Linked DNA regions of Homo sapiens: region 1 is linked to region 2. The links are chromatin contacts, found by Hi-C or POLR2A ChIA-PET in ENCODE. All regions are on one chromosome and are shown on one strand. The core of a region is the stretch at or near the end of the contact, and the rest is flanking DNA. Distances in the headings are between cores, read along the strand shown.

What was found. Hi-C counts contacts between places; a loop is a spot of excess contacts on that map. ChIA-PET counts read pairs that join two places held with the same protein, here RNA polymerase II (POLR2A). Pooled maps may share reads with other maps.
Region 1: a map of OCI-LY7 shows a loop between it and region 2 (4-fold over the local background). The contact joins the promoter of MINK1 here to the promoter of ALOX15 in region 2. A Hi-C loop is called at or near these places in 1 of 168 maps with a recorded cell type or tissue (OCI-LY7) and 1 of 50 pooled maps. POLR2A ChIA-PET finds 5 or more read pairs at or near these places in 1 of 52 experiments (OCI-LY7).

The regions. Positions count from the first base shown.
Region 1 is chr17:4,829,840-4,834,666 of GRCh38, reverse strand. MINK1 (misshapen like kinase 1) reads right to left here and starts at 1,327. Exons shown (of 32, transcript NM_153827.5): 1 at 1,027-1,327. The coding sequence starts at 1,083. RefSeq lists silencers at 777-1,026, 1,037-1,506 and an enhancer at 1,484-2,270.
Region 2 is chr17:4,640,067-4,644,510 of GRCh38, reverse strand. ALOX15 (arachidonate 15-lipoxygenase) reads left to right here and starts at 2,833. Exons shown (of 14, transcript NM_001140.5): 1 at 2,833-2,994. The coding sequence starts at 2,860.

The DNA of each region.
Region 1 (4,827 bases), core at 78-2,577, 190 kb before region 2:
CTAAGTTGCCCCTTAAGCCAAAGCTCCCTGCCGAAGAAAAACATAAATGCTACAGAAAGCTCTTCCACCAGAGTGTGTAAGTGCCCCACAAGGGACAATGAACGGGTATTTCCAAGAAATTCCTGCAGCATTTGCTTCCTCTCAACCCCTTTCCTTATTAGCCCCTACCTTGAGAGGTCTCCATTGCTTCCAGCCTTTAGCTAACATAAACACCCACTGCCTTTCCAAACCTTCAGCCTGACCACATGTAGCATGTGTCGTGTGTGCGCGTGTGTGTGTGTGTAAACATCCTCTTCCCAGCCCGTGCTACAGTTTCCAAAGAGAAGAAATGCCTCCCCTCCTCCCCGAGGGCTCCCAGCCCCACGCTGCTGCAGAGTTGGTCATGTAATATTCAGGGACCCTGAGACCGGAAATGCCTGGTTCTGAACTGCTGCACTTGAAACAGGAGAGAAGGGATAGGGAAAACTGAACATGGGATTGAGGGTGACGGCACGAGGGGTGGGGTAGCTGAAATTCCGACCAGGGAAAGGATGCAATTCAAGGGTGGGCGAGGCAGAGAAAGAGGGATGAGAGAGAGGCTGTCGAGACAGTTGCAAAGTCAAAATTCCAGGAGCTGAGGAAGAGGAGGGGAAGGAAGAAGATAGAAGTAAGGGCAAAGGTGGAAAAGGGCCGAAAGGAGGTAAGGAACCACAATAAAGGTTCTCCAGGTGATGGGGGAGGCTAAGTTTAGGCGAACCAGTGGGTCCCGAACCCCAGAGTAAAGGTAGGGTGGCACGGAAGTGTGGGGGCGGGGCACCACAGGGTGGGGACCGAACTGGCTCCCAGCATCTGCAGCCAGTGGAGAGAGAAGGGAGCAGAGGGCGGGGGCCCAGCCGCGGCGGGAGTCCGGGAAAGGGGCACGGGTCGCCAAGGGGACCCAAGCTGGTGGAGGGGGCGCCCGGGAGCACGTGAGGCGTGCAGCCACCCCGCTCCCTCCCCTGCGGCGGGGACAGGAACCAGGGCGAGGCTGGGGGACGGCGCGCTCACCCGCAGGGCGGACAGGTCGATGTCGTCCAGGCTGCGGGCGGGGGCTGGGTCGCCCATGGCCTCCGTGGGGAACGGGGCACCGGGGCCGCTCACGCTCCGGCTCGGTTACTCCACTGCCGCCGTCGCCGCTTCTCCCCCATCGGAGAACCCCGGGGGCGGACTCCACCGCGCCTCCCCCGGAGACCGGGGAGGGGGAGGGCCGGCGCGAGGACCGACCCACCGACTGACAGGCGCTATCTCCCCGGAGCCAGCCACCCGAGCCTACCACCTCTCCTGCGCAGGCGCGGAGCGACCGCGCACTGGGAGGGTGGAAGCGCGAGCGTGACGCGAGCGCGCCGGGGCCCCCTCCCCCTAGGCGCCGACACCTGCGCGCAGGCGCAGGCGAGCAGGCGAAAGGCGCGCGCGAGGACGGAGCGACCGCGCGAGCCTGGCGTGAAAGAAGTGGGCGGCGGCCGAGGCGGCCGCGGAGCGCGCCCACCAGCTGGTGCGCGTGCGCACACGCGTTTCCTTTTCTTTCCCTATTTTTTTTGCCCTTTCTCTCCCTTATTTCCTTCTCAGATCTCCTTTGACGCCTTTCCTTCCCTTTCCCTCCTTCTTTCGTGTGCCCAGCTGCCAATCAAGCCACCCACCTTTCCATTTGCGGGGGAAGGGGGCGGTACCCAACCCCCTCTATTACTAGGGGGTTGTTATGGTAACTCCCCACGCGAGGGCTGGGTGGCCTCTAGATAGGACGGGCTGTCCACCCACCCAATTGCTATGGCAACAGTGGAGCCGCTGAGGGAGGGGCCACTCCGTGAGAACTTGGCTGGAGAAACCACGTGGGAGTTGGGGGGCAGAGGAGGGGCACCGGCTGCCTCAGGAATGCCCTTTCCACCCTCACCTAGCAGGTTGGGGAAGCATCGAGGTGCTCTCAGATCTCAGGATAAGGAATCCTACCGCAGACGTGTATCTCTGCACCTCTTTTAACAAAGTGTTCTGCACAAAGGAACTGTTTCCACAATTATTCATTGATCACTGGAGTCGCGCGTGGAGGAAGGGGTGGCGAAGGGGAAGAGAGGGAATCTGCGTTCAGTCCCTTAAAATATAGCTTGGGTCACCTTAGATCTAGTCATGTTGGCATAGCGCCTACAGCCATTAGCCTCAGTGGAGGCTGGGTAATGCTATCTAAGAACCACGAGTCATGTTCTACCACTGAAATGCTGTGTGACCTTGAGCAAGTTGCTTTGCTTCTCTGAGGTTTTCTTTCACTGTGAAATTGAGGGGGGAGGCTGTATGATCCTCAAGAGCTCTTCTAGCACCAACACTGCCTCTGAAAGACTCCACCACCAGCCTTAATATAAACATCATTTAAGAGAGTTTAATTTAGAAGTCCTTGAAAAATAGCTGAACACATTCCTTTCTGGACCGTTTTTAGCATTTGGGTGCACAGCCAGTCGGCCCCCTTCCCTAACCCCTAGCCCATTTTCCTTGCCACTGCCCTTATTCAAGCCGCTATCCCCATTCATCTCCTATTTGGCCTTCCGGCCTGACTCCTTCAAGTCAATTCTATTTTTTTTTTTTTTTTTTTTTTTTTGAGACAGAGTCTCACTCTGTCGCCCAGGCTGGAGTGCAGTGGTGCGATCTTAGCTCACTGCAAGCTCCGCTTTCCGGGTTCATGCCATTCTCCTGCCTCAGCCTCCTGAGTAGCTGGGACTACAGGCGCCCGCCACCTCGCCCGGCTAATTTTTTGTATTTTTAGTGGAGACGGGGTTTCACCATGTTAGCCAGGATGGTCTCGATCTCATGACCTCGTGATCCGCCCGCCTCGGCCTCCCAAAGTGCTGGGATTACAGGCGTCAGCCACTGTGCCCAGCCTCTATTTTTTTTTTTTTAAAGACAAAGTCTCGCTCTGTCACCCAGGCTGGAGTACAATGGTATGATCTCTGCTCACTGCAACCTCAAGCTTCTGGGCTCAAGCTATCCTCCAACCTCAGCCTCCCAAGTAGCCAGGACTACAGGCAGCGCATGCCACTACACCTGGCTGATTTTTATATGTTTTGTAGAGATGGGGCTTTGCCATGTCGCCCAATCTGGTCTCAAACCCCTGGCCTCAAGTGATCTGCCTGCCTCGGCCTCCCAAAATGCGGAGATTACAGGATCCCTTGAGGACAGGAGTTGGAGGCCAGCCTGGCCAACATGGTGGGGTTTTTTGTTTGTTTTTTTTTTTTTTTTTTTTTTTTTAGACAGTTTTAGTTTAGTTTAGTTTTTTTGTGAATTTGTGAATTTGTTTTTATTGGGGAACAGGACACAGGGTGGAAAATGTCACCTTGGTGGAGACAGAGTTTTGTTCTCGTTGCCCAGGCTGGAGTGCAGTGGCACAATCTTGGCTCACTGCAACCTCCGCCTCCCGGGTTCAAGCAATTCTCCTATCTCAGCCTCCTGAGTAGCTGGGATTACAGGTGCACGCCACCACGCGTAGCTAATTTTTTGTATTTTCAGTTGAGACGGGGTTTCATCATGTTGGCCAGGCTGGTCTCGAACTCCTGGTCTCAGGTGATCCACCTGCATTGGCCTCCCAAAGTGCAGGGATTACAGGCGTGAACCACCACAACCGGCCAAGCCTCGCAGACATAGTGAAACTCTGTCTCTATTAAAAATACAAAAAATTGGCCGGGCACGGTGGCTTGCGCCTGTAATCCCAGCACTTTTGGGGAGGCCGAGACGAGTGGATCACCTGAGGTCAGGAGTTTGAGACCAGCCTGGACAACATGGTGAAACCATGTCTCTACTAAAAATACAAAAATTAGCCGGGCATGGTGGCAGGCGCCTGTAATCCCAGCTATTCGGGATGCCGATGCAGAAGAATCGCTTGAACCCGGGAGGCAGAGGTTGCAGTGAGCCGAGAACGTGCCACTGCACTCCAGCCTGGGTGACAGAGCAAGACAACGTCTCAAAAAAAAAAAAAAAAAAAAAGCCGGGTGCAGTGGCTCACGCCTGTAATCCCAGCACTTTTGGGGAGGCCGAGACGAGTGGATCACCTGAGGTCAGGAGTTTGAGACCAGCCTGGACAACATGGTGAAACCATGTCTCTACTAAAAATACAAAAATTAGCCGGGCATGGTGGCAGGCGCCTGTAATCCCAGCTATTCGGGATGCCGATGCAGAAGAATCGCTTGAACCCGGGAGGCAGAGGTTGCAGTGAGCCGAGAACGTGCCACTGCACTCCAGCCTGGGTGACAGAGCAAGACAACGTCTCAAAAAAAAAAAAAAAAAAAAAGCCGGGTGCAGTGGCTCACGCCTGTAATCCCAGCACTTTGGGAGGCTGAGGCGGGAGGATCACGAGGTCAGGAGATCAAGACCATCCTGGCTAACACGGTGAAACCCCGTCTCTACCAAAAATACAAAAAAAAATTAGCCGGGCGTGGTGGTGGGCGCCTGTAGTCCCAGCTACTCCGGAGGCTGAGGCAGGAGAATGGTGTGAACCCCGGAGGCGGAGCTTGCAGTGAGCCGAGGTCGTGCCACTGCACTCCAGCCTGGGCGACAGAGCAAGACTCCGTCTCAAAAAAAAAAAAAAAAAAAATTGGCCGGGCGTGGTGGCTCATGCCTGCAATCCCAGCACTTGGGGAAGCCAAGGCAGGCGACTGCACTCCAGCCTGGGCAACAGCGCGAGACTCTGTCTCAAAAAAAAAAAAAAAAAAAAAAGGCCAGGCACGGTGGCTCACGCCTGTAATCCCAGCACTTTGGGAGGCCAAGGCAGGTGGATCACGAGGTCAAGAGATCGAGACCATCCTGACAAACATGGAGAAACCCCGTCTCTACTAA
Region 2 (4,444 bases), core at 1,584-4,083:
TAAGGCAGGAGAATTGCTTGAGCCCGGGAGGCAGAGGTTTTAGTGAGCCAAGATCGCGCCACTGCACTCCAGCCTGGGCGACAAGAGCAAAACTCCTTCTCAAAAAAAGAAAAAAAAAAAAAGCTCAACTTTACTCATAATAAGGGTAATGCAAATTAAAATTAAAACTAGGGTACCATTTTTCACCTATCCGATTGGCTAAGGTAAGGTTATGAACACACCATTGGCAAGAGTGAGGAAGAATGGGCATTCTCATACACAGTCCACTGGTGGGAGTCTAAATCAGTACAACTTTCTACAGAGGGCAATTGAGCAGTTTCTGCCTAAATTCGATATGCTTTTGGTCCAGAAATTCTATCTCCAGGGTTTTGTTCTACAGAGATACTTTCATACGAGAAATGCTGTATATGCGAGGTTTATTTCTTTCAGCACTTTTTCATAGCTACAAAAGATTACTAATAACCTGTGTCCACTACAAGAGACTAGTAGAATTTATGGCGTTACAGCAAATGGCAGCCTTAGCAAAGAACAAGGAAGCTCTTTATGCATGGATATGGAATGACCTCCTGTTGCACTATGGAAAAACGAGATGCAGAATAAGGCATGCTACAATGTGCAGAAAAAGACAAAGATAGGCGTGTATTTGCTCAGTAATATTAGTGCACAGAAGAGACTGGTAACTGTGATTGCTGGGAGTGGAGCAACTGGGTGGCTTGGGGCCAAGAGGAGGGAGAAACTAGTGAATATCACTTTGTACCTTTTGAATTTTGAATCACATGAATGTACTTCCCAGTAAACAATTAAGCAGGGCCGGACATGATGGCTCATGGCTGTAATCCCAGCACTTGGGGAGGCCGAGGCAGGTGGATCACTTGAGGTCAGGAGTTCAAGACCAGCCTGGCCAACATGGTGAAACCCCATCTCGACTGAAAATACAAAAAGTAGCCGGGCATGTTGGTGGGTGCCTGTAATCCCAGCTACTCTGGAGGCTGAGGCAGGAGAATCGCTTGAACCCGGCAGGTGGAGGTTGCAGTGAGCCGAGATCACACCACTGTACTCTAGCCCGGGCAACAGAGCAAGACTCCATCTCATTAAAAAAAAAAACACCAAAAACAAAAAACAAGCAAACCAGAAAATATGCATCACAGACATATTTTCGTGGACTTCATTTGTGTTACCAGGCTGATTGTAATCCATGCCATGAAGTTTATGTTAGTATTCCCCTTTTGTTTACATTGCCTGATAATTTGTTTCCCTTTGTCTCCCCCAAGGGAAGCATTCATTTATAATGAATTTTTCAGCTCAGTGTGTTTCAGCAAACACTTATTGACACCCACAAACCCTGACACTGTGCCGTCTCCAGGGGAAACAAAAGTGAGAGTCCTGCTGGGTGTGTAGTCCCTGCCTAGGACGGGCTCACATTAGTGGGGGATACACACATACAAATGCTCACACTGCAGTATTAACTGTGCAACAGTAGAAGTGTGCGCAAGGAGAAAAGTGTTAGAAAGGAAAGCTGGGCCGGGCGCCGTGGCTCACACCTGTAATTCCAGCACTTTGGGAGACTGAGGTGGGTGGATCACAAGGTCAGGAGTTCAAGACCAGCGTGGCCAACATGGAGAAACCCCGTCTCTACTAAAAATACAAAAATTATCCAGGCATGGTGGCAGGCGCCTGTAATCCCAGCTACTCGGAAGGCTGAGGCAGAGAATTGCTTGAGCCCGGGAGGCAGAGGTTGCCGTGAGCCGAGATCGTGCCATTGCACTCCACCCTGCATTCCAGGGTGACAGAGTGAGACTCTATATCTCAAAAAAAAAAAAAAAAGGAAAGCTAATTCACTCTGGTGGGGTGGTGGGGGGTGAAAGTACCGGGTAAGACTTTCCTGAGAAACCGGAGGTGAACTAGGGTTTAGAAGCATGAATAGATGAATAGACTAATCCAGGAGCAAGTTCTTTTGAGAGAACAGCAGGTGGGGTTCTGGGGAACACATGGCTCCAGCCCAAAAAGAAACTGGAGACGAATTAGGGTTTAGAAGCATGACCAGACTAACCCAGAAGTGAGTTCTTTGAGAGAACAGCAGGGGCGGCGGGGGGAGGGGGGGTTCCGGGGAACACATGGCTCCAGCACAGGAGATGCCAGGGTGCAGTGGGATGAGAGGTGAGGAGAGCAGGTCAGGTTAGCAAGGGCATTGAATGCCAGAAACATTTGGACTTTTATTCTGCAGGCAACAGGGAGGCAGCGGCTTTTATGCTCAAAAGGAATGAGTCCCAGTGGCTGGCACAGAGAAGGCAAGTGTGCAAAGCTGGTCGAATGAATTCCGTGGCCTGAATGTACCTTCCTCAAATGCCACTGCAAACTGGGTCTCCTCGCCCACTTCACCCTCTCCTGCAATCCAACTTGTGAGGCTTGTGTGTGCGCGCGCGTGTCCTTGCGTGTGTGTGTGTGTGCACGCGTGCGTTTAGATGGAGGTTGGCTTCCCAGCCACCCAGGCTTGGCCCAAAGTCCGTGGTACACACGTGCATAACTCCTACCCCCACCTCGCCTGCCTGCTGTACCAGGCGTTGATTCCCTCTTCCTGCGTGTTTTCGGTCCAAATCCTTTTCTTTTTCTCCCTCCCGTCAAGATAGTGGTTTCCACTCCCTGCTCTCGCCAGGACACCGCCTTTTGGACTGGGGCTGAATTCTGCCCCTTGAAGCTCTGCTCCTTGGAGCTGGGGGCCCCAGCGGTAGGCGGAGTTGATTGGAGACCTGCCACCCACATTCCGACCCCAAGCGACCTCCGAGAGGGCGGGGTCTCAGGCTGGGTTATTTAGCTCGTCCACCCTTCTCCACCAGAAGGAGCGAAACATCTTTGAGCAAGATGGGTCTCTACCGCATCCGCGTGTCCACTGGGGCCTCGCTCTATGCCGGTTCCAACAACCAGGTGCAGCTGTGGCTGGTCGGCCAGCACGGGGAGGCGGCGCTCGGGAAGCGACTGTGGCCCGCACGGGGCAAGGTGAGCTCCCCAGAGCCGGGCGGGGTGGGCTGCGCCCCTGGCTCCGAGTCAGTCAAATACCGGGGAGGACATGCGCCCCCGTTGGCCTCTGGCCGATTCTCTTTGCCAAGGGCCCGCGCATTGGGCTCAAAGCGCGCGGAGGCCACGGGGGTGGGGGGCTTTAGGGCAGTCGGTGGCACACAGTAAGCGCTCAATAAATGTTGCCGCTACCCGATCTCCTTGGAATTGAGGGCATGCTCCTGTGCGCCCCTCATTGCACAAAGCTCCCTTGTCTGGAAACTCAGCAGTCACTGGAGCCGCCGTCGGTCCTCTCGCTTTCTCTATTTTAAAAACCGTTTCAACCGCTAGCGCTGTTGGATCTCTACCTTTCAGGCTTTATCACCTGGGGTGGAGTGGGTGGTGAGAGGGAAGGGATGGGGAGTCAAGACAGGAGAACGCTCTCGATTTCCCGACCCACCTCCCGTCATATCTCATGTCACATCTACCGGGTGTTCTACCCGGTCCTGTTAACTTTTTTTCTTCCGCGAAAGCCCAAATTCCCATCACTGCTCTAGCTCTCTCCCAGATCCCCAAATCCGGATGTCTGTCTCAGGGAACGTCAAAGCAACATGCCCGGATGAGGTCCTCCCCTCTCCCCACCTCCCAGCCCTCTCCTCCTGCCTCCCCCGGTGTCACCCGCGCCTCCTTCCTCTCTTCACCTCCCTCTAAACAAGAATCCGGCGCAGTCAGTTCTAGACCCTGAGCATCTCCCGCGTCCCTGCCCAATATCCGTCCCGCCCCCGACCGCCCGCGTCCTCTTGAACCTGCGGAGCCCTGCTCCCCGCACTCCACGCCCTTGCTCCGAGCTTCCGAGAAAGCGGGGCAAAGGGAGCCAGGAAGAGAGAAAATGCGCACGGAGCAGGTGGCCCCGCGACTCCATGGTGAGGGGACGGGGCACGGAAGGTGGAAAGGCGCGCTCCCTCCTCCCTTTTTTCCTCCCTATGGTGGGCAGTTGGTGACACACAGTAAAGGCTCAATAAATGTTCCCGCTACTCGATCTCCTTGGAATTAAGGGGATGCTCCTGAGCGCCCCTCATTCCACACAGCTCTGGTGCCTGGAAACTGCGGTCGCCGGAGCGGTCGTCGGTCCTCCCGGTTTCTCTATTTTAAAAGCCATTTCAAACCTCCAGCGGCCTCGCCACCTCTGCTGCAGACCTTCCAAGCCCTTCTGAAGCCGGAATGATTTCTCCCTAATTCACTCCCCCTGCTTAACACATTCGAACGGCTCCCGCTTGTTCTCGGGACCAAATCCAAAGCCCCTGGCGCCACCTTCGAGAGCCTCCGGACCTGCTGACCCCCCACACCTGGGCTCTGAGCTCCAGCTCCAAGATGCTGCTCGCCCTCCCTTCCCCGCCGCTCTCTTTCTGCGCGCCTTTCCCCTGCCTTCCCTTTCTGTCACTCTCCCTGGCTG